2 separate regions of the Homo sapiens genome follow, and region 2 is linked to region 1. Evidence: read pairs that join two places in POLR2A ChIA-PET (ENCODE). Cell type or tissue: A673. All regions are shown on one strand. Each heading gives the region's core, and the rest is flanking DNA. Links, peaks and the distances in the headings are about the cores only. Region 1 overlaps LEKR1 (leucine, glutamate and lysine rich 1). Region 2 has its middle 37 kb from the start of TIPARP-AS1.

Region 1 (12,902 bases), core at 1,572-9,571:
AGCAAAGTGGCCTTCGGTGCCTTGAGGGGCAGCACCCAGTTGGCACAGCAATGAAGGTCCAGTTTCTTTTTATGATTATTATTTGTTTGTTTTGTTTTTTTGAGATGGAGTCTCACTCTGTCACCCAGGCTGGAGTGCAATGGCATGATCTCGGCTCACTGCAACCTCCGCCTCCCGGGTTCAAGCGATTCTCCTGCCTCAGCCTCTGAGTACCTGGGACTACAGGCTTGTGTCAGCACGCTCGGTTCATTTTTGTATTAGAGATGGGGTTTCACCATGTTGGCCAGGCTGGTCTCGAAGTCTTGACGTCAAGTGATCCACCCATCTTGGCCTCCCAAAGTGCTGGGATTACAGGCATGAGCCACCATGCCCAGCTGAGGTTCTTGTTGATACTCTGTTGCTTTTGGGCTGTGAGTCTTTGGTCTTTTTTCATCACAGGGCCTTTTTTTTTTTTTTTAATACAGATGGGGGTCTTGCTATGTTGCCCCAGCCTCAAGTGATCCTCCAGCCTCAGCCTCCCAAAGTGCTGGGATTACAGGCATGAGCCACCACACCTGACCCATCACAGAGCTTTTAATGGGATATTGGAAGGGGCTGCTTCAAGGCTTGTTAGCCAGATGTCATGCCATCTTATACTGGAAGTCTATTTACTACTTTTAAAGTGGGAACACAAACTGTGGGAGAAGGCCTGATGCCTGTGAAGACAGTCCTTTCAACAAGCAGGGAGGAAGTCTTTTTGGTAATGAAGGAAAGCCTCTCAGTGACCTGCAGTGAGACCTTGACCCTAATGTGAGTTGGCTAAGGCAGTATAATTGCCCCATTTTTACATGTATTTAGATAAGTTAGATTTGGTGCTAAATTATCCTCTCAGGATGGCTAAGACTACATCTAAATACTGCTGAGACAATATCCTTACCATTTGTCCAGGAAAATTCAGAACGTTTATGAGAAGATCTGTATGCTGAAACCCATGGTATTAGGTTTAGAAAAAAGGTTTATGTTCAACATTTAACGGTTGAATTTCAATAGTATATGAATACACAGTTCTCGTCATTGAAAGTTTAGGTGCTTTTATATTAATGAGGCCAGAAAAGCCATAAATAATAAAACAATGAACAGTTCATAAAGATTTTGTGATTGAAAAGCAGTCAGGACCATACACTCAATCAGGGCATGTGCCCTTAGACCCAGTTGGACACTCTTCTCTGTGCCCTTTCAATAGCTGTTCTAGTTCCTGGGAGGGGTGGGGATGACTCTAGGAGCCCTGGGTATATGGGGACCATGGACAATTAAGAGTGTGCCTATGAAATTAGCCTAAGAAACATTTAGGATGTCAGTAACTAAATTAAGTACAGCAACATAGACTCTATACATATATGCATGACCAGTTTAAAGCATCAAAGTACAAATTACAGATGAAGGCATTTTCAAAGGCCTTCACTACATAATCAAAACAAACTCTAACATTAAGTTGTATGACTATATCTGAATCATCAATACAACATTAAAACATGGAAAAAAGTTCTCTTTTCATCAAATAGAGCCATCTCTTCCTACCAGTGTACTACATCTAGGACACAAATGGTAAAAACAAGTATAATCTCTTTTTCTGCAAGTCAGTGAGTTGTATAGATACTGAGAATTTGATGACATTAACAATGATTGGCTCAGGTAACCATGTTAGTTACAAAGAGCTTAAGCTCTCCCTGACCCCAAACTCAATTTTTATGTCTCACATTTCTCTTTCATTACTCTTCTCACTGCTGCCAAGGGCTGGAAATTGAAGAACTTTTATCTTGGTGATTGTAGGTCTGTCTTAGACTCCGTAAGGTAGATGGGCTTGGTCAGTCATGGGGTCCCTCTGGTTAAGAGTATAAGGATTTCCATGGGGATATGGTCACAGAGAACCACAAGGACACCACCAATGCTGACTCGGAGACTTTCCTCTTATGCTATGTGGGGCTCAAGGCCAGATGAGACATGCAGTAGCTCTCAGGGTCCCCTCAAAGACACAGTGAACTCCTAGGTGGAGGCAGGCTGAGGGAAGGGAGCATAGCTTCTGCCTTGGTTCTGAGGTCTAGGGCCCAACTCCTGGACCTGAGGTACTCTACCGGATTTTGCCAGAAAGTCTAAAGCTCTGACGCAAACAGGATTCTGGTTGACCTGACTTGAGAACGTTGAAGAGTGGTCTTTATTTAACATGGAGTCTGTGTACCCTAGGAGTACTTGAAGGAGTTGATGATTGTTAGTTCATAGGGCTTCTGGTATTTCCCTGACATAGATATTCTTGTTTAAGTGTAGCGCTAAAAACATGATATTTTAGTATACACTGAAATTTCCTCAGTCCAGATACAAGGTAGAGTGGAGTGATGGGAATAGACAATTTCGGACTAATGATTCTCCTTTTCTATGCCCTGGCTTTGTTAAAGTATGCATCTGAGGGACAGTGTCATGAAAGCAAGCCAAAAACAACATTAGTAAAAAATGTTTATTGTTGCAAATGCCCCCTCTGGCAATGCATTTAAATATAAGCAGCTCTTTTCACTTCTTCTTGATATTAATCCCTAGGACACATCATTAGCTGGAAAAAAAAATCTTAAATAGCCAAAGAAGTATAGGTTAGCGTCACTAATTCTTTTAAATGTAATTAACAATGTTTTCTTAAACTCAACATTTATAAATAAAATTTTAATCAAATACATTTTGATTAAAATATGAAGATATATTTTTATCTAGTCTATGAAAACATACTGGATAAAAGTTCTTTGAGGTCTTTCCCCTTGGCACTTATTATTTAATGAAGTAGTTAATATAATTTTATTAGACACTGTTTGAAATGTTCAAAACAGTAAAATCCTCATCTAAAGATGTTTACTTTTTTCCTATTAATAAAAAGTAAATAAGATTCTATGTACAGACCAATTCTTTTTGTCTGCATCTACCATTCTTTTCCATTCAATGTAAACAAAATGTTAGGTATTCATTCATCTCATCAAGAAATTCATTGTTAATACAATTTAAACTTTGCCTAATATTTATCAAAATTTGTAACATTTGTGTTACAATCTAGAAGTTATGCAAGTTTTCATAGTAATTTAAGAGATCAATAAAAGTTTTACAACCATGAAAATATCTTAATAAATTTATTTTGTAAATGCCAATATTTATAACACGCTGGTTGTCTTTACAATATTCTTTGTAGCTATTTAAACTTAGGATGAACTATTTCAGATATCAACCTAAAAATGTGCAAAAGTTACATAGTTTAAAAAATTTTGCAGGGTACATTAGAAAAATATTGATTTATAATTCTGGAGCATGGAACATGTAGAGTAAGTCCTTGTGTGGTCGGGCCAATCACTGCTATTAAATAAGTTAGTAGATTCTTTTCTTCCTAACCTCAAAAAAAATACATTTCTCAGTTACTACAGTGAACACTATGTACTACTTGGAAAAATAAAAAGATTCCGGTCTTGAGATACTATTTTACAGTTTACCAGCTTAAACCTCAACTCTACCATTAAAAAAGTCTGGTAATAGTGCATGAAAACTTGGCTGTGCTGGGTTTTAAGAAATTCTGCTTTAAATCAGTGAAAAAAGTAGTCACTTGAATCATAGCAGAAACCTTAATTCCCTAGAAATTTAAGGTTCTGGATAGAAAATGACAACTGTAGAACTCACTCACTTTTAAGAAGACAGAAGACAGAAGGTATCTCTTTAGATTAATGTGTTAGGCCATATCAAGCTCCCTTGGGAGAAAAGTAGATAAATCTGGCAATGGGGCACGATGCAGACAGACGTTCATGTTTTGTAGCAAATATATTTCCAGTGCTAAGTCTTTTTACACAAATGTCCTGTGAAAGGCTCTACTTAAAAATACTTCAATATTCTAAATTATATATCTATCTAATTCTTGGTTTGAATTATTAACTATGAGAATTATTAATGGTAATAACAAATAACCATACAAGCTAAATATTAGCACTAAATATGCTAATAAGAGGTATTCAAAAGCTTTTTAATGGCAAACAAAATAAATCCTTTTCATTATTTCTAAATTCAAAAATGTAAAGAAGATGGCCACCCTGTGGTGTCATGAGATGAGCTGACTTAATCCTTACAGACAAGTGAGCATAATGCCTCATTGTGTTAAATATAGATTTTGAAATTGAGAATCTAAATGGATCCTCATTCAGACATTGTTAGCTATACCTTTGAAATAAATCCATCTATGTGTAATACTGCAAGTTACAGTGTTATATTTAAGTCATTTAGAACTACTGTCAGGGAGAATAATGGTACTGTCATATGTTCTTCATAATTTTAGTAAGCTATCTAAGCATTCTATGTCTCACAAGCCTCAAAAGACAACCAGCATTACCAATTTTCTTTTGGGAATCAGATCTCCAAACACATGCTGTTAGGAGATTAGATTTTAGTATTATTCAGTTGCTTATGATCAAAACCAAAATGTTTCTATTGGATTTTTTTAGTAACTTTTTTTTAAAACAGTAAGTTCTTTACAGACTCAGGGCTTTGGGTGTTGGTATAAAATATTTAAAGCTTTTATGAATGAATATTGATTTTCTTTAATTCACTAGTTTTCCCTGGAGAGTTATAGATTCACAGTCAGTGGGTAAAGAAGTAGAATTTGCACGTGCTAGGAGTCAGAGTGTTAAATAGTTCATTCTATGAGGGTGGGTCTCAGTGTACCACAGGTTTCAGTTAAACATAAGGGAACTGAGTACAGCAAGGCTATTTCTGTTCAATACTAATACACAGCTCTTAAAAGTAGAATATGCCAGGGCCAGTGGTAACATCATAAGCAGTGCTTTTTAAACTTCAGTGAGTATACGAATCACCTAAGGATCTTATTAAAAATCAGATTCTAGTCACTAAGTGACTAGATAGGGCCGTCTGAGGGCCCTATTGTCTACAGTAAAATTACAGGTTTGGACCAGGTGATGCATCAGGCCCTTCAGAACTATAAAATTATTAATTTTTAAGATAACTCTTATTTTTATGTTAGCTGCTGTCTTCTTTATTTTCCTTCATAAATGGTTATTGAAAATAAAAAGAAGTTTTATTGTGCTGTGTTACTCCCAAAGCTTCCCATTTAGTTGCACTTTGCATTCTTTAAGCCAAGATAGTTATTTCTTTTTAAGGTCAATTTCCAGTCTTTCTCCATAATTCTTAGGACATTTATTGAGATTAGTATTTTCCTTTAACTTTAAGGAGATTTTTAAAATGAATACAGAGACTGTGGGGTTATTTGTTGCCTATATAAAAATGTAGTTTCTATTATTTCACATGTTTCAGAGAAGCTGTAATATTCTTAGATAGGGGCTGATCCTTTAATTGGAGCCAGTCTCATAAAACGCACTCCTGCTAAGATGGCAATGGCTGGTAGTGGTATTAAATAGCATTTAACAGGGAACAAATCCTTTCCCTTCTCTGAATAGAATTTGAATCAGTTGCCTCTTGTTTATCCCCAATATCAATATCTTTACTCAGAATTTCATTAACTCTTGCCTGAACTACTGTATTAGTCCACCAACTAGTATCCCATCTCCAGCCTTTCCATCTCATAATTACTCCAATACACCCCTGCTAGAGCAATGCTTCCAAATTTCAACAATGCACACCATGTCACTTCTAGTTGAAAGCCTGCAGTGGGTCCTTATTCAACACCTTCATGCAATGAGGTCAACCTACTTTTTCAGGTTCCCACTACTTCCCTTCACCAAATGTCTTCTACATTTCCCATAAACAGAATTTGTGACTCTTTTTATACATTTCTTCTACCTAATATACCTTCTTCCATAAATCCTATCTATTCTTCAAGATCCATTGTAAATGCCAATTCTTGCTTAAAGTATTCCCTGATTCTTCTAGCAAAAAGGTGAATTCACATAACACCCTGCTGTCAATTCTCTTTTTACCCAATATCCTTTGCTGTATATTCTAATTTCTATATATGCTCTCTCCCTGCTCTCTACTGTATAATTCCTGGGAATCTGTATGATGCTTTAATTTTCTTTGTAGCTCTCACAGTACTTTTTCAGTTCCTCGTGTCTGTTGAAGAAATGAGTGAATGAATAATACAGATTCAGTATTAATCTATGGATCAAGATGTTCAGAAACTGCAGAAGTTTAAAATTATTTATTAATCTATTATTATTTTGGGCAAATTACTTAAGTAATTTTGCCCAAATTACTTAAGTAATTTTGCCCAAATTACTTAATTTTGGGCAAATTACTTACTGTGACTCAGTATTCTCACATAGTTTCTTATGGAGTAAGGGATGTTTAGTAAATTTTTTTTAACTAATGAATATAAAGCACTGTGCTATATAAATGTTGGAAGAGAGGGATATCTTTTGACTTACTAGATCATGGTAAATATTGTCATAGAAAAGTGTATCCCAGATTCATCTATTATGTTCTTAAGAAAATTCTATATGTAAAATTCAGAATATACAAAGATGATATAATTTATATTTAATATTCTAAAAATGCAACACAATAGTATTGGCTTCACAACGTGGTATTAAACAGGGTTAATATTTTCAAGCAGAAAAGTCAAATTCTTTCTCAAAATACCATTGATACCACCTTAGCAATGATACCATAATTGTCTGTCATGATTTGGGGGACCATTAAAGGTGTCCTTTGCAAGAGATGGTCTACATTATTTTCCTAAAACGTGAAAATAAAAAAGTTTAATAATCTATAGTCATGATAGCATTTGTGAATTTTGAACACATACCAAATTGATTTCCTGTGCTCCATAAGCCGCAACGCAATGGTTAAACATTTTCAGCTGTAGTGCGTTACCTCTTTTAGGATACTAGGTTGATCTATTAGTGCAATAGTGTAAGAGTCATAAGAATTTAAAAAGATAAAACTTGAGAAAGCTAGCTCCATAGTCAAATAAATTAGCAATAATTGATCTTAAATATGACAAAAACTTTCAGACTAACAGAACATTAAAATATCTTAGTCTTACATAATTTTGTGTTAATGTATCTTCCAGTCAATTCCCTTACCAGAAAATGTGACTTTTAAGTAGTTCTGACCAACTACAAATATAGTAATTTAATTCAATAAGACTTTTAAAAATCGTTTGAGAATTCTATGTTAACTTAGAAGAATTCTCCATCTTTGTCCATGAATACCAGTTTAAGAAGAAAACCAGAGGGTTATACTTCTCTAAGGAATATTTTCTTTGATATCTTTTCTCTTAACACCTGTAAATCCTTCCATGGCAAGTCATGGCAAACATCAATCCATGGAGAAATTAAAAGTATTAGACTAAATATCCATTATATGCATTTGGAGCCTTATTTTTTCATCCTACTCAATTACTTTCCTAAGATTCCTTATAACTGTCTCATGCCAGGAACTTATTTATCAGTGAGAAAATCAAGAAAAGTTTGAATGTGTTCCTAACCTGTAGGTTACCTACTATAACGCTATTTTTTTTGTTGTTAAAGATGTCTTTCTTTAAAGGCAACATAGCTTAGTCGTCGCCATTCAAATGGTCTAGGTTGAAATAAATGTTAATATGACATTTCTGTTTATTCATGGAATTACTTCTCTGATATATTTGTGGAGTATAATACAACCTCATTGCAGATCATGATTCTATTCTCAGAGTGATTATTTACCGAAGTACTAATAAGGCAAAAATGTAATAGCAAACTGAGAAATCAGGTTTTGCAGTAATAGTCTACATCACCATTAGAAAAGCTTATGTGTGACTTTATAAATCTAAATATGTTCATAACTTAGAAAAAATGAAGAAACCTACTTTATCCCCATGGTTCCTGAAGATACAGACCCACTGTATCTCCATGAGCTGAAATTGCAAGACTGTAAAAAGCATGTATAACCCTATAACAAAGACTGTTGCACACAATAATCTCTTGTGCTTTCACTAAAGTTTTCACTAGATTTTGCCATTTTCCTTATGTCATGAGTACTCATAATTTAAACATGCAAACAACAGATCAGAGACCCTAAGGTCCAGTGCAGTGGTCGCCTGTTGGTATTATAGAAGATGATTTTAGAGGGTGCACCGACTAACACTTCTGGTGTTGTTGTTGCTGTTTTGAGACAGGGTCTCACTCTGTTGCCCAGGCTGGATGGCAGTGGCACAATCATGGCTCACTACAAACTTGACCTCCTGGGCTCCAGGGATACTCCCAGCTTACCCTCCCAAGTGGCTAGGACTACAGGCAAGCACCACTATGCCTGGCTAATTTTCATTATTATTTTTTGTAGAGACAAGGTCTCCTTATGTTGCCCAGGCTGATCTCAAACTCCTGGGCTCAAGCAATCTAAGTGCTGGGATTATAAGCATGGAGCCACCATGCCCAGCCAACATTTCTTAGATACACATTTATTTCCAAGTGTATAAGAAAAAAACAGTGAATCAAACTCATTATAGCTACTTCTCCTTGAGTCAAATTTACTTTTTACATAAATTTCCGGTTAAAAAATAAGTGCATTTAAGGAAAAATATAAACTACATATAGTGTAGGTGCTATTGACAAAGGTCATGATGGAGGCTTGGGAAGCTCCAGTGAGGTAGAAAGTCTGGGGTCAGGTGATTGTGGTTCTGGTTCTAGTTGTTACTAACTAGCTGTACTACCTTAGCCAAGTCACAATCTCTCTGGGCATCTATTCCTTATCTGTAAAATTACGGTTGGGGTGACTTCTAAGATCCACCCAGTGCCATTCTTCAATGATGTTGTGCTCTCTTGTCAAAGGCCATTACAAGGGATGCCAATCTTTGCAAAACAAAAGTAAGCATTCAACTCTTAACACAAGAGGCCATACTTAAACTAGTCAGGCAAATCAGTGGACCTAATGTGGAATTTTTTTGAGGTTAAGATACTCTATTAATAGAGTAGACTAATCTTTTGGAAGACTAGAAATCAATTTGATTTTGTTTAGTAACTTTACATCTTTTGCACATGGAAGGGATCCCAAACACCTTTGAATTCTCTGATCTTATTAAGATGGTCAAATAGCAGAGAATTTTATGTAGCATATTTTAAATGTGTTACTATTATTCTAATATGGGAATAGGAAGTCTGGATGTTCATGATGTAGTCAGATGGAGTATTTAAGTAAAGTTAGTTTTTGAAGGAAAATACACTTCTATTAGATGGAGAAAAACATAGATGAACACTAGACTAAGGCAAAGAGTTGTGTTTTAAGAAACAGGAAGTGTCTGCAGATTTAAAATAGAATAGATGATCTGGCTTCTGGTTTTACTTTTTCACTCTGAAAATAGAAAACATGTTAACCAGTTACCCATTTTCAGGGGTAATAAAATTTGAATCCCAAATTAGCTCTGTATAACTTTACTAAACTGTCTTGAATTAGTTCTTTTCCCAATGGTTCGAGAATACAAGGTCTAATAAAGACCTAACTCTGAGTACCAAAAAGCACTCATTGTAGAAAGTATCTATCAATATGATCAGGTTCTTTGTTTACTAAAATAATCTACATAATTTGAGAAATAAACTACCATTTCCTTGAATTGACATTACCATCTCTTTTTCTAGAAGGTCCCCAGCCACTCAGAGAAGATTGTCTTCCTGAAGGTTATCTATCATTAACTCTGAGCTAGCCTAAAGAGAAATTAGATTAACCAATTAGATTGTAAGGTGAGGAAAAGATGTTTTTGATTATGATGATGAGCTCTGCAACTACCTGAACTAAGCATTTTGGAGATTATCTAATTTTAATTAGATAAAGTACTTTTTTTTTCTGTTTGGAATACTTATTACATCGATTTAACCTATTCGGCTCAACAAACAAATGAACACATACCAACAAATCTCAAACAATCTATTTTTTTGTGGAAATATATCTGCTTGTAGTGGCGCAAGAAATTGAAAAGATGTTATGGGTGAAAAATTTTACCTGTGATCTCTAAAAGGCTATATTCATAGAGCACATTCCAACATAAACATAGAAATCGGACCTCTGGAATACCAACAACTTAATGATCTGTTACTCTATCAAAACCCTCTTGAAAAATAAGGCTTCACAATTTTCCAGCTTTTTACAGTCTTTTGTTAAATACATCTATAGGTATGCCTTCCTGATCTGTGAAAATAATTTTATCATTGTCATTCTCAGTTACAGTGAATTCCTGGCACTCTCTGAAAGAGCGTGCACGCTGTAGGGAGCTTCCTGCTCCTCATTTTGGATCATTGCTGACTCCGCCTTCTCCTAAGAATGGCAGCCAGTCTCTGTCTAGTCTCATTTGCTGAAGATGCTCCACCCCTGGGAGGATGTGGCTGGGGGAGAATGGGCACGCCTGATCTAACCCTCTTCGGCTTATCTGAGGTTGGGAAAGTGGTGGGTTTTGACACCCCGCGCAGGTTGGGAATTTGGATTCCTTTTTCAGAGTTCAGTCTTGCAAGGCTTCTCTCTCCATGATTACTGACTGCTGCAGCAGGGGAGGTTAGGCTGCCCTTGCTGAGGGAACACGGTGAGAATGGTAAACTTCCACGAAGCTTACTGAGCTCCAGGAGCTGTTCTCTGGCTTGACTCAAAGCCTCTGTCAGTTCAAAGCGTTCTTCACATTCTCTACGCACTGTCTCCTGAAGAAAAGTATTCTGAAAAGAGAGAGGGGAAAAGAAAGCAGACTTAGCTTTAAACAATGTACATAAGTAGATAGTTACGGACAATACAATTTGAGAACAGAACTGGAAATCAGAGGTCTGTATTCTTTGTCTCTATGACACTCTACCTCATGGGACAGACAAGTCAAGAACAGAAATAATCTGTGATGGTGGAAAGAAGTTGAAGAAAATATTTGGTTCAACCCTTGCAGTTTGCAGATGAGGAGTCAAGAACTACAGAGACTGAGTGACCTGTCCAGGGTTACTCAGATGTTAGTGGTGCGGCTGGAGTTAGAACTCAGGACTTCTTATACCTAACTTCAGTGGAGTTTCAACTTCTCTGCCTCAAGTCGCAGACAGTATGCTCTGCACATGTAATACTCAATAGTTAATAGCTGTAGAGTCATTAAATATATTCTTTTGTAGTGAAGGTATACTATAATAACATAAACAGGTAAAAGTGCTTGAAGTATAAGATTGAAAGAATAAAAAAATCAGCTATAGCGTTGAAACAATAAAATCAGTTCTCATATGATGCTTTCTCAGTGGAACTTAAATAAGAGGCTCATTTGCCATTCTGTAAGATAATATCCCAAAATAGAGAAGATCTTCTGCTACTAATTCTATTCATTCAGCAATCATTTACCAAGTTACTAGAAGCTGTAGTGAATACAGTCCCTGCCCTCAAGAAGTTTGTACCTTCGTAGGTTTGAGCAGAACTGCCTTTTATGTCCATAATAGAATCTAGACCCAAGGTGAAAACTGTGGGGATTAAAATAAGGAAGAACTTTTTAATAGATCTATCTGGAGGACACTCAAGGGTTGAATCTCACTTGACAGGGATGTACTGAAGCAAATTTAAGCTTCAAATGTGTGACTGGACTAGAGATAATTAAGTCTCTTCGAAATTCTGAAATTCTGCATTTCTAGTTGAGGTGTTACCTATGTTTTGTCTATGGAATTCATCAAAATTATTTCAAGTCCCATGGTAAGAATTAAGTCTTGGATCTCCCCAGTGTCCTGACATTCATGTCTTTATGATGTCAAAAATGAGGCTGAAAAGTAAATAATTCAAAGCAGTATCCTAGTAAGTAAACACAAGTAAAATGAGTGTGCTATAGGATTCATCAACTCAAAAATGAATTTCCATTAGGTTACCTTGTTTGTAAAAACAGCCAAGGCATTCCCAAGTCTGCTTCTTAGTGTAAAACATCCTCCCTAAGGGTTGACTGACTAATCTGCTGTCAGAAGAACTAAATAACAAAGCACCAGGGACAGTAGTATCTTCCTGTTTTTGAGTTTCTCATGATTATAGACAGAACTCTATTCAATTCCAAATTTGGTAATCAAAATGGAAAAATATGGAGCAATTCCAGATTAGCCAGTTGCACAGTAATTTTTTATAAAAGCTGCATTCCTGGGTCAAACAAATACTCATCATTTACATATACGATTTATTTACTACATGACACACATTTTAAAAAAATCATGGGTTAATCACTTGCTTCCAGTTATTTTTATTTTTTGGAGGAACTGGAGAGAGCAAGGATGGTGTTTGTGGCTTTATCACCTAGTTCTCATTAACTCTAGTGGAAACAGTTGTGGAAAAGGCAGGGGAGGAGGGAATAGAGAGGAAGATTAACAAGGCACCATGTTAGGTGTCATCTTATTTCCTGCTCCCAACAATTATATCTGACGAATAAAGACACTGAAGCTCACACTGTTATGTAACTTGCTGAGAGTAACTCCACTCTGAAGTAGTAGCCCTGCTCACTTTCAGAGACCTGCTCCATGCTGCCTATGCCTAAATTAGTTGTCTAATTCATTACGTCAAACATGCAGGGACCATTTTGTTCCCAGGACACTGAAAAAAAAAAAAAACACAGAAGGACATTTTCATCTGGTTTTGCCCAGGTTTTCTAAGTTCTATTAATCAAAGTTTCTTTTAAAGTGGGGGGAAGACCCAATCCATTATATTTTTTGCCTACTAGTAGAGTAAGCTGGCAACGTGTTGGAGTTATTAAAGTGGTGTATTAGTCCATTCTTGCATTGCTCTAAAGAAATACCTGAGACTGGGCAATTTATAAAGAAAAGAGATTCAACTGGCTCATGATTCTGCAGCCTGTACAGGAAGCTTAGCCACTTCTGCTTCTAGGGAGGCCTCAGGAAGCTTTTAGTCATGGTGGAAGGCAAAGGGATAATGATGCATCTTACATGGCGGGAGCAGGAGCAAGAGAGTTGGGGGGAGGCCCTACA
Region 2 (12,628 bases), core at 4,629-12,628, 340 kb after region 1:
ATAAGACAGGTATCATCTCGCTGTGTTTTCACATGGCAGAAGGGAAGAGGGAGCTCTTTGGGGTCTCTTTTATAAAGACACTAATCCCACTGAGTGCTCTATCATGACCTAATCACCTCCCCAAGGCCCCACCTCCAAATACCATCATACTGGGGATTGATTTCAACATACGAATTTTGGGAAGACACAAACATTCAGCCTAGAGCAGTACTTGAATTCTTCTGCTATGTTAGATTTTTTCTGGTTGCCTAATGTCCCTCTCTTGGCTCAGTTCTCTATCACCTGCAGGCTTATCTATTCCTAATCTATATGACTCCAAGAGTAACTATTGTAAGACTTTCCTTAAGACTTGTGGATAACACAGGGTAAATACAGTTAAGAACTGGAAAGAATTTACAATCTAGGCATCAAAACAATGCCCTTCCTAAGTTCATGCACTGCTGCCCATTGCTGGGAATGTCTTAATAATTCTGTCCAGTGTTGAGCCTGGCCTGTTTCCCTGTTGTTGGTACTATTCTTTTCCTTTCAGAAAACTTTCTGCCTTTCTAAATGTTTCCTGAATTCAGAGCCCAGCCCCCAGTTTCTCAGACTACTGCAGGCTACTCTGTTATGCCAAGGCCATGAGTACAGCTGCAGTCTGGGCACTAAACTTCTCCGGGGGTGCCATTCACACTGACAACTGAATAATGAATGCTCCCTGGAGTTGTACAGTAAGATAGCCCTGCCTCTTTCCATCAAGAATGGGGTGAATGCGAAAACTCCACTTTCAAAATCAAGAAGCCCATTAGCTAAGAGTATATTAAATAAAAATGCCATTCACTATAGGTCGCTATCTCTCCCCAAACAAACAATAAATAAAAGCTTTTGACTCCAAAGTTATTAGATTGAATTATTAGGCAGAGATCAAGGTCAACATTTTTGTACTTCCCTTCTACAAGTCTCTGTGCTGGAACTGGGTCAATAAAACATTTATTAAACCCCTTTCTCAATCAACTCCTGTGTGTCTAGATTTCCTCCCCTTTTCACCACCACCGCTGCCAATAGCAACAATACTATGATTACCATCACCATCATCATGACCTGCATGATCGCCTTGACCATGAACATCACCACCTCCGCTACCACCATAACCATCTCAATCACCACTATACAGCTGACTCTTGAAAGACACAGGTTTGAATTGTGCAGGTTCACTTACGTATAGATTTCTTATGCTTCTGCCACCCCTGAAACAGCAAGACCAACCCCCCCTTCCTCCTCCTCCTCAGCCTACTCAACGTGAAGATGATGAGCCTCATAACTTTGTGAGGTAGGTACTGTTATTATTCCCATTTTACTGATGGACATTTACTGAATGATGATCCAGTTCCAGTTAATAAATAGTGAATATATTTTCTCCTCTTATAATTTTCTTCATAACATTTTTTCTATGGCTTATTCTAAGAATACAGTATATAATACATATACAAAATATATGTTAATCAACTTTACACTATCAGTAAGACTTCTGGTGAACAGTAGGCTATTAGTAGTTAAATTTTGGGGGAGTCAAAAGTTATATGTGGATTTTCTACTGGGTGGGGGGTGTCCGTAACTCCCATGTTTTTCAAGAGTCAACTGTATCACCATCACTACTATCATGAACATCACAATCACCATCAACATGAAGGCCCACTATCATCACCCCAACAATAATGATCACTATCACTACAGCCATCACTACCTACTTGGCTTTTCTGAGGCCCTGTGGCAATTGTCTGAAAAGCTGCCAAAGCTCTCTAAAGTTCTTTATCCTGGGAATTCTATAGGCATGTCTGCCAGCCGTCTGCTTCTGACTTTGTGTACTAGCCAGATACCCTTTCCCTCCATTTCTAGAGAAAAGGATAGAACAAAACTCATGTCCAAGTCCTGATCTCTTGCTTCCACCCAGCCCAACTGTAGGCTCTGACATTGGCATCTTCAGGTTTGGGATTGATCCTGAGCTTTGTTAAGCACGTAACCAAGCTTCCGTATTATTGTTTCTACCCTTTTCATCCTATTGTTTCCTTCTGTCTCTAGAGAAAACTCCCTGTTCTATTTCCTGGACCTAGTGCCATCCAGACAACTCTAACTCGTGAAAAGGGGTAATGGTAATTACAAGTGACCCCTTGCCTTTATCGGCTCCCTCAGGTCCTTGGTTATCCTGTGACAGAAAACTCTAAAGTCAGAAAAATTTTCAATCCACTTGGCACCCCAGTAAGAGATTGAACATCTGCCACTCTTGGAGCCAGTTGGTTTCTCACCCTCCAGAAATGGGAGATTTCTGTTGAACAAGAACAGCAGGGTTGGGAATGCCTTCACTTGGAGGATGTGTCAGTGCAACGGTGGAAGCCTTCTTGCAATAGCTTCAGGATCCATCACTGATCCCTGAGTGGAAGATATAAGCATTGTGGCATATGCCTTCACAAACAACATTGGCCATGAAGGCACAGCCTTCCTAAAGGCTTTCCATTTTCTTTTTAAACTGAATATGGTCTAATACAGAACAGAGAGGGAATGGGAATCAGATTTTAAAAAGTAGACTGGGCATGGTGGCTCATGCTTGTAATCCCAACACTTTAAGAGGCCAAGATAGGAGGATCGCTTGAGCCCAGGAGTTGGAGACCAGCCTGGGCAACATAGTGAGACCTCATCTTTACAAAATAAAATTTAAAAATTAGCCTGGTGTGGTGGCATACATCTGTAGTCCTAGCTACTCAAGAGGGTGAAGTAGGAGGCGTGCTTGACTCGGGAGGTCAAGGCTGCAGTGAGCCATGATTGCGCCACTGCACTCCAGACTGGGCAATAGAAAAAGATTGTCTCAAAAACAAAATAAAAAAATAATAATGCTTTCCCTGTAGTTAGAAGCACTTCTATAGTAGGAGCTAGAAGCAAAAAGTTGAAACAGTACCTGAACATCTCAAGTAACAAATCAAAAACTAACTTTTGGTTTGATTATCCGGATTGAATGAAAGTGGTATATAGTATAGGTGGAAGCAGGCTACAGTGACTATAAGCACAAATTCCAGAACCAAACTGCTTGAGTTTAAACTTAGTTCCTCTGCTTACTTGTTATGTGACCTTGGTTAAGTTACTTAACCTCTTGAGGCCTTAATTTGTCCATCAGTAAAATGGGAATAATAACAGTACCTATCTCACAAAGTTATGAGGCTTAAAATGGCTAATGAATGAACAGTGCTTAGAATAGTGTCTGGCACCTATGAGTTCTATTATCCCAAAAGTTGTTTCAGTTATATGTCACTTGGCTTTTTCAGACACAATCATAGCATTAATGTTCTTGTGAGCCCACGTCTGGATAAGAAAGAGCCGATGCATCTACTTTAGTGTGGAGGGCTCCTCTATCTTTTCCATCACACAATCTGAGGGAGAAGGCCTCACAGAGCACAGGGTTCTTAACTTGCCTTGTCTAAGCATCATCCAATATGCTTATCAAAATTCAGGAGGTTTGAGAAAGGGTCCAGAATCTAGTTTTCACACTCCCAGGTGGTGATAAGAAGGCTCAGGGAAGTTGTAAAATGTTGCGCTAGCATAGGAGTTGGCAAATTATGGCTTGTAGGCCAAACTATATTTTCTTTTTCCCTTACAAACAGAAGCCCAATCTTGTTCAGGTATGGGTGACCACTTGCTTAATGGATAACTCCTATTCCCCAGGGAGTGAATGTTGGTTATTTCAAAGCATTCATAGTCAATCTGTCCTCCTTGCCAGGGATTGGTTTAGGCATGGTCTTGTGATGCAACCCGGAATAGTAAGACATAACTGAAAGTCCACTAGAGTGTTACTGTAAGGTTTTTCTAACTCTTATAAGACACACACACACACACACACACACACACACACACACACACACACACACAAAGGCACTTCATGAGGATCAACCCTTTCTACATTTGGATGTTGCAAATGAGATGTGGTATTTGAAGCCAGAGCAGTCCTTGCAGTCATGAGGGAAGAGCCAAGAGAATCACACAGATTCCTTAGAAATGTTGCACCTTTGAATTAATCAATCTTGAATTAATCTGTTCTAGATTTCTGTTAGGAGACATATGGAATTCATTATATTATAATTTAAGATACTTTTATGTGTCTTTACTGAAACAATCTGATCACCTTGACCCTCTCCACATGACTCTTTGGAGAAAGGTACAATAGAGAACAAAGTTAAGTGGATGTCCCATCCTTCAAAGCAAAGCTTCAAATGAGGTCCTCTGGTAAGAAGCTCCTGATTATGAACAATAAAAAGCTGATTAGAGCTGGGATTATTCTTAATAAGGTTTGAGACCTTAACAACGTCTTTATGAAAGATAATATTCTTTATGAACAAGGGGTTAAAGAAAACTCTGTACCTTGCTAAGCTTAAGAAAGCTACTTTAGGCGTGGCGCATTCAGGTTCTCCTGGACCATAGTGGTAGTCGCTGGCCCGAGTTAGAGGCCAGCTGAGAAGTCTTCGTGCTTCAGATTTGTTTACCTACAAAATGCTTCGGTATCCATATTTTTGTAGAATGTATAAAGAATGCCTTTCATGTTGGTTGGAATCTGGCATACCTAATTTAGGTGTCTGGCCAAAAAGAATACATACTACAGCAGAAAAATATAGAGAATATGAAGCCCGGGAGCAAACAGATCAAACTCAAGTCCAGGAGTTACACAGATCTCAAGATAGAGATTTTGAAACTATGGCTAAATTACATATTCCAGTAATGGTGGATGAAGTTGTTCATTGTTTGTCACCACAAAAAGGACAGATTTTTCTAGATATGACATTTGGTTCGGGAGGGCACACAAAAGCCATTCTGCAGAAGGAGTCAGATATTGTTCTCTATGCCTTGGACAGAGACCCAACAGCTTATGCATTAGCTGAACATCTTTCAGAGTTGTATCCTAAACAAATCCGAGCTATGCTGGGCCAGTTCAGCCAGGCAGAAGCCTTATTAATGAAAGCTGGAGTGCAGCCAGGAACTTTTGATGGAGTTCTTATGGATCTTGGGTGTTCCTCCATGCAACTTGATACTCCTGAAAGAGGTTCTTCCCTTCGGAAAGATGGCCCTTTGGACATAAGAATGGATGGTGGCAGGAACATTTCCTCCCTCTGCTATTTATACACGGAAAGACTTACTACAGCAATCTACCTATATTGCCACCAAGACTTTCCAGGCTCTTCGCATATTTGTGAACAATGAGCTCAATGAACTCTACACGGGACTGAAGACAGCTCAGAAGTTTCTGAGACTTGGTGGTCGTCTTGTTGCCCTCTCCTTCCATTCACTAGAGGATCGCATCGTCAAAAGATTTTTGCTTGGAATAAGCATGACAGAAAGATTTAACCTAAGTGTTAGACAACAAGTGATGAAAACATCTCAATTGGGTTCAGATCATGAAAACACGGAAGAAGTCTCTATGAGAAGAGCTCCTTTAATGTGGGAACTGATACACAAGAAGGTATTTAGTCCACAAGATCAGGATGTACAAGATAACCCCAGAGGGCGCTCAGCCAAGCTTAGAGCAGCTATCAAATTATAAGTTACCATCATCTTATTCTTCAAATTTTTTCTCACAATTTCTCTAATCTTTACTCATGTTATGTCCCTGAATGTCTTGGTATAGGTTTAAGTGTGGGACAGTCTGAAAATTGATAGCATTTAGCATTTCTTTTTTCTCAAAAAGAAACTGTAGGAAATACATGACAGAGAAAGTTACACTCAGGGAGCAGCAGCACCTCCAGACTGGAAAAATGTGTTAATCTTTGCATCATATTGGACTCTTGAAGGCAATCCTTCCTCTGGCCAGGAAATTTTTTAAAAAATAATACTGTGTTGTGTTTATCTAAATACGTAAACTCAAGCTACCAAAGAGAAAGATGTTGTAATCACATCTGCATGTCCTAAATTTTGAATTTAGATATTCCAATTTGCATCAGTCTTTCTGTGGCTCAAATAATGATGATTATGGAATGAATTTTAATGTCCCTACTTGTGAATAATTAGCTTTCTCAAATGTAGGCTTTTTACAAATTTTAAATTTTAAAATATTAGTTTAAATGTGTGTTATACTGATAAAATTTCATCTTTCAAATTATAGTCTATTATTTTAAAGGGATTTTTCAGTATGATATGGGCCATTTTGTTCATCTATCGCAAAGTAAAAATGTAAAGTCGTTACAGAGAATTGTTTCACAAAACTTATATTTCATGTCAATTGTATTTATTTTAATAATAGCTCACAATGCCTTTAGTAAGTAATAAAGTCTCTTATTAGAATCTTGTATTTTTTAATTGAGCTAATCAAAATAATTCAGCCAAGTCTATTTGAAATAGAAAACTGTCTATTTAATATAGTAAAATCAATGCTCCCTTAATGTTGTTACAAAGATATGGTAACTGTAATATGGGTAAAAGTTTATTCAAGAAAAGAGTACTTGGTAGAAGATTCCTTAACAAATTGAGGAGATTGATTCATAATTCACATGTCAATTTTTTATAGTAATATGTACTTCTAATTTATTATTTATACTTGAATTGTGACCTGAAAGATGAATTGGAGATAATTAGTCAAAGGGCACATGGAGTATGGAAGGGGGCATGTTGATTAACCATACATAGAAATAAATATTCTCTTAGTTATCCTTGAAATCATATTTATACTATTAATTTGCTCAGTGCACTTTTTTCAAATACAGAAAAAAGATTCTCCATTATAGTTACAAATTTTAAGTTGGTGAATCCAAGTGAATGAAATATCAGCATAACTATGTGGGCAAAATAGATAGAATTAAATGCATGAATTTTTCTCAGACTTATTTTATCTGCCTCTGTAATATTTAACTTTAGTACCCAGGCTTGTTCACTACTTCTGCTTTACAGGCTTTATTTAAATCTGAACAATCCCACAGGGAAATCAGAATTAGGAAAAAAATCTGGAGAACAATATGGTTGAAATAGAAACAAGAGAACGCACCTAGGTTAATTCCCTGAATCCTACTTGAACAATGTATAAATTTCTCTTTGCATATAATACATATTTGTGAATGAGACATATTCCCAAAAAATTCTTATCTCTGTATGTGATTGGAAAAGAAAAGATCACATTTGTATATTCAACAATCTTTCACCTATTTCATAAGTCATTTTTTCATCCTGTATAGTATGGGAATTATTTTTTATGTTAAATAGAAACTGAATGTACTGGGTTGAATGGTGTCCTCTCCAAAATTCATGTACTTCCTGGAGCCTCAGAATGTGACCTTATTTGGAAATACTGTGGTTGTGGTTGTAAGTAGCTAAGATGAGGTCATACTGGAGCAGGGCAGGCCCTTAATCCAATATGACTGGTGTTCCTTATAAGAGAAGATAGGGCGGGCATGGTGGCTCACGCCTGTAATCCCAGCACTGTGGGAGGCCAAGCCAGGCAAATCGCTTGAGGCTCAGGAGTTCAAGACCAGCCTGGCCAACATGGCGAAAACCCATCTCTACTAAAAATAAAATTAGCCAGGCGTGGTGCTTGTAATGTCAGCTACCCAGGAGTCTGAGGCACAAGAATCACTCGAACCCGGGAGGTGGAGGTTGCGAGATCACACCACTGCACTCCAGTGTGAGCAACAGAACGAGACTCTGTCTCAAAAAAAAAAAAAAAAAAAAAAAAGGAAGAAAGAGAAGATAGAGACACAGGGGAGAATGCCACATGAAGCTGGAGGCAGAGATTGGAGTGATACATTGTGGGAACCCTCAGAAGATAGGAAAAAAGCATGGAATAGATTCTCCCTCAGAGTTCCAGTAGTTGCCAACCCTGCTAACATGGTTTTGCACATCTAGCATCCAGAACAGTGAGAACGTATTTCTGCTGTTTTAAGGTACCCAGTTCATGGTAATTTGTTACAGCAATCCTAGGAAGCTAATACTCTGACAGAAAAAAATCTTGGATAATATGCATGAGAAAAATCCTTCAATAAACACAAAATTGGTTTCAAAATGTTTTCATGTAAAAATAAATTAACTTTTCTGTAATAAAAAAAAAAGAAAGCTACTTTATATCCTGGAGAAAGGAATTTCCTGGGCTCTGAGCTAGTTAATAAGTAATTTCTAACTAGCTTGGTTCTCTTCCCCACATAAGAAGAACACTTAAAGGACGCTTGAATCTGCAAAGTAAATTTACTATTAGACAATCTCAATGCTAAGATTTTCCATCCTACATCTTTTTCACTAACCAATTTCCATTCTCCCCCATCTTCCACAAGAGATCTGTTTTACTGGGCTATCTGACTAACTGTAGTGCTTGCCATTATTCAGTATTTAACTGCTCCTTTGAAGAAACCTTACTTTAAATGGGTTTATCTTTAGCATGTAGATATACCACTTTCGGAAAGCCACTGGTAGTCTACTCTTGGAATTTCACACAAATTTTAACACTTTCAACAGGCTTTTGAATTTTTCACATTTGTAGAGCTCGTTTTAATTATTAATTTATATTGGAACAGTTCTCTGATGATTCTCCAATATCATTACTATTATTTTTACTATTTGTATTAGTTTTCTATTGCAGCTATTACAAATTACAACTTAGCAACTTTAAACAACACAAATTTATACTTACAGTTCTGGAGGTCAGAGTCCCAAAATCAAGGTGTTGGCAGAGCTGCATTCATTCTGGAAGCTCTGGGGGAGAAGGTGTTTTCTTATGTTTTGTAGCTCCTAAAGGCCATCTGCATTCATTGGCTCATGGTCTCAGCCTCCATCTTCAAAGCCAGCAGTGCAGAGCATCTTTCCATCTCTGACTTGTCTCCTTATAAGGACCCTTGTGATTACACTAGGCCCACTAGAAGATAACCTATCTCAGGAGTCGGGATTCCTAATCAATAGTGCTTTTTTTGCCATATAAGGTTACATATTGACAGGTTCTTGGGATTAGGACTTGGACACTTTTGTGGGCCATTATTCAGCCTACCACAGTACTTACTATTCCTTCTGCTGCTACTACTGCTATTCTTACTACCACTCATTAAAATTTGATTGTATATCAAGAGCCAGGCACTCTTCTGCTTTACATTCTTTATCTCAGCCAACAAGCCACATATTCAAATTGTGCAAATAACTTTCTTGGGCAGGCTTGTAACTAAGCCATTGCTTTCTGATAAGTAAATGACACTAATTTATCACAAAATTGAATTCCCCTAACAATGACCCACAAAATCTGCATTCCCACTCCTGTCTAGCACTGACTTGTATGTGCCTATGTTATTAATAATTATAAATAAGACTGCAAACTTGTAGCTTAGAAAAATATAGTCATAAATCTATAGTAATGGATATAAACTGGCATTTAGAAATCCAGCTACATTTATGAGTGGTTGGAACTAATGCTTATAGATACTGGATTCAATTAGCTTAGACCACTGAGACTAATGCTAATTAGATTCATGATTGCTACTTCTATAGGGAATAGTTAATTACACCCAGTTTAGAAACTATGACTTAAACCCTTATCCAAAATACTATAAAATGCATGACCTTCAAGTGAGACCTTTGACAAAAAAAGTGTAGGTTAATGCCCCAAATCTATCACTGCTGTTCAAAAAACAATTTATAAACTGATGGTTGCACAAGAATTTCTTATTCTTATTGACGAGTACTATATTATCATGTAGTTGTGTAGCACCTGTTGAGTGTACTCTTGCCACTCAAATCTGTTAAATAAGATCCTTAATATACTGTGATACACTTTGAAGAGCAGCGTGATGTATCTAACATGAGGCCCACCAAATGGACAATTCGGCACCTAAGACTTGCTAAGCATTAGAAGGGTTAGAGGCTCTTGAACTGGGTTGAACCTATTAGCTATCTGATTTAAGGCTATTTTAAGATTGGATATAATTAAGGACATGCACCTAGTTAAAAAAGGAAATTATTTAAACATGAATATAGAAATAGTCTAGCCCAGTGGTTCTAGCCTGTTAACTATGAACACCAGCAGCATATTGGAATTATCATAAGGAACCATTAATCCATTTAAGCATCATATATGTCTATAGACTAAGTATATCACACATATCAAATGTAGATATATATATTTGTGACGAGTAATCCAAGTTTGATTAAAAAAAAATCATTGAATTCCTGGTAGCTTTTGGTCATTCTGCATTTTAGAAATCATTAGGTAATTAAGAATTACTATGATAATCGATGAAATTGACATATTTAAAATGGCTGGGCACTGCTCCTCTAGCTTGAAGAATTTGGCAAGTGTTCATGAAACACTTCTACCACACAAACACTTCCATTCACGTAAGATTAAAGCTTCAAAAGAGCTGCCATCTGACAGTTCTATGCAGGAGTTGTCTTCCAAAAGATACGTGAAGAAATGAGTTAAGCAATAAAATAAGACCAACTAATTAATGCTGATGAAATCTTTCAATAGCATCTTTTTCTTTCTATAATGATGGCTTACAAGTAAGATTAGAAAGTTAAAGAAGGTAAAAAGCACTGTTTAATTTCTTTAACTTGGCCATAATAAGAGTACTTAAATCAACAAACTAGATGGGACTGTTTTTAAAACTATCTTTTAATGGAAAATGTATCTGGCTTTTAATTTGTAAGTACATGCTATAAGTTGTTTGTATAGCACTTTACAAAAAATTTTTGCATTGTAGTGTTTTAAAGTTAGATAGTCTCATCATTTATAGTCATTTAAAAAAGTCAAAGATGAGAAAGATGAGAAAACTAACCATGTGGTAAGGTTAAGTGATTTGTTCAAGGCTGTATAGTTTAGTTACAATAGAAGAGCTTAAGTTATTTTTTTAAAACCGCATGGTAATAGCAACAACATACGTGGTATGGATTAGATTCCAGAAAAGTACTATGTAGGATTTTCTAAAATGTGTTTTGACTGTTAGATTCAAACTAAGGAAATCTAGAAACATCTTGCAGTAATCTTACTTTCCTTAAATGAAGGAGGAAAAAACCTCTCTTTAAACTGACAGTATGGTATTGGATTCCTATTTAGTCATTTTCAGACCTTATATAATAAAATTTCTTTACAAGTATATCAGGCCCTAGTGACTTTTTATAACCAACTAATTGTTTACTAAAACAAACAGGTTTGTAACAAGGTGCAGAGATGGGTATTAGATTCATAATACCAAGGATCCAATATTTATAAACTTTGGACACATACAAAATCTTCCTGTCTATAGGATTGTATGACTGGAATCTCAGGGAGTTTGTAGACTCTCTTTTCCTGGAAATCTTAACCATAGTTTAAGAGCAAGTTCCAGCTTCTTGAAATGGTGTAAATTACAGCTGTGCTGGTAGAAGTTACTGAATGCCTTTTAGTATGTTTTAAATCCATAGAACCATTACAAAATTTAGACTGACTTGGTAGTTATTACTTAGTTAAAACAACATACGATGCTATTACAGGGATATAAAAATCATTACACTGGGGCTAAAAGCACTGTTAGAAATGCTTATGTATACTAATCAGATGACTTTGCTAGCTGGCTGAAATCTAAGGGGCTTTGAGAGCTGATGAGACTTCTACAATTCCATTCCCCCACTTTTTTTTTCTTGAGACAGTTTCACTCTGTTGCCCAGGCTGGAAGTCAGTGGCACAATCTCGGCTCACTGTACCTCTGCATCCTGGGCTTAAGCCTCAGCCCCCTGAGTAGCTGGGACCACAGGCACACATAACCGCACCCGGCTAATTTCTCTATTTTTGTAGAGACGGGGTTTCGCCATGCTGCCTAGGCTGGTCTCAAACTCCTGAGCTCAAGCAATCCGCCTGCCTTAGCCTCCGAAAGTGATGGGATTATAGGCATGAACCACCATGCCTGGCCATACAAATCCTTTTTATATTTCCTTCACACCCAGTGAAAGGGACAACCTGCTTATGTTTTTCTCTGCAGCTGTCTGCTGATACAGATTGAGTTTCCCTTATGGGAAACACCTGGGACTAGAAGTGTTTCGGATTTCAGGTTTTTAAGTATTTGTGTATTTCCCAGTTGAACATTCCTAATCTGAAAATCCAGAATCTGGTATGTTCCAATGAGCATTTTCTTTCAGTATCATGTTGATGCTCAAAAAGTTTTGGAGGCCAGGTGCAGTGGCTCACACCTGTAATCCCAGCACTCTGGGAGGCCAAGGTGGGAAGATCACCTGAGGTCAGGAGTTTGAGACCAGCCTGGCCAACACGATGAAACCCTGTCTGTATTAAAAGTAATAATTAAAAAAAAATCAGCCGGGCATAGAGGCGGTTGCCTTAATCCCAGCTACTCAGGAGGCTGAGGCAGGAGAATCGCCTGAACCTGGGAGGTGGAGGTTGCAGTGAGCCAAGATCGCACCACTGCACTCCAGCCTGGCGACAAAGCAAGACTCCGCCTCAAAAAAAAAAAAAAAAAAAACTTTTCCATTTCCTCCAAGTATTACCTGCAAAATAAAATATTGATTCTTCTCTTGTAAATGATAATGGGCTGCTAGATAATGTACTTTCTGTAGATTCACACTGCAGAAAAGTTTAAGCAGCAAGTTCTGGTTAGGTCTGTTCATTCAGTCACTCAATCATACATTTAACCAACCAATCAACATTTACAGATCACCAACTATG

What was found. Peaks named below come from ENCODE experiments on the same cell type or tissue, not always from the same donor. Only the 100,000 strongest peaks of a DNase experiment are listed, where the experiment ranks them.
Region 2: POLR2A ChIA-PET joins it to region 1 with 5 read pairs; 2 of 35 experiments call an interaction of 5 or more read pairs at or near these places.

Annotation. Positions count from the first base shown.
Region 1 is chr3:157,043,078-157,055,979 of GRCh38, reverse strand. It overlaps LEKR1 (leucine, glutamate and lysine rich 1), which reads right to left. Exons shown (of 13, transcript NM_001004316.3): 13 at 9,851-10,640. The coding sequence ends at 10,230. Among named protein-coding and RNA genes, the nearest start is that of LINC02029, 32 kb to the left of the region's middle. In A673, for the core only: no CTCF peak of the experiment used is centred there; no DNase peak of the experiment used is centred there.
Region 2 is chr3:156,706,813-156,719,440 of GRCh38, reverse strand. It overlaps the pseudogene METTL15P1. Among named protein-coding and RNA genes, the nearest start is that of TIPARP-AS1, 37 kb to the right of the region's middle. In A673, for the core only: no CTCF peak of the experiment used is centred there; no DNase peak of the experiment used is centred there; H3K27ac peaks cover 2,799 bases.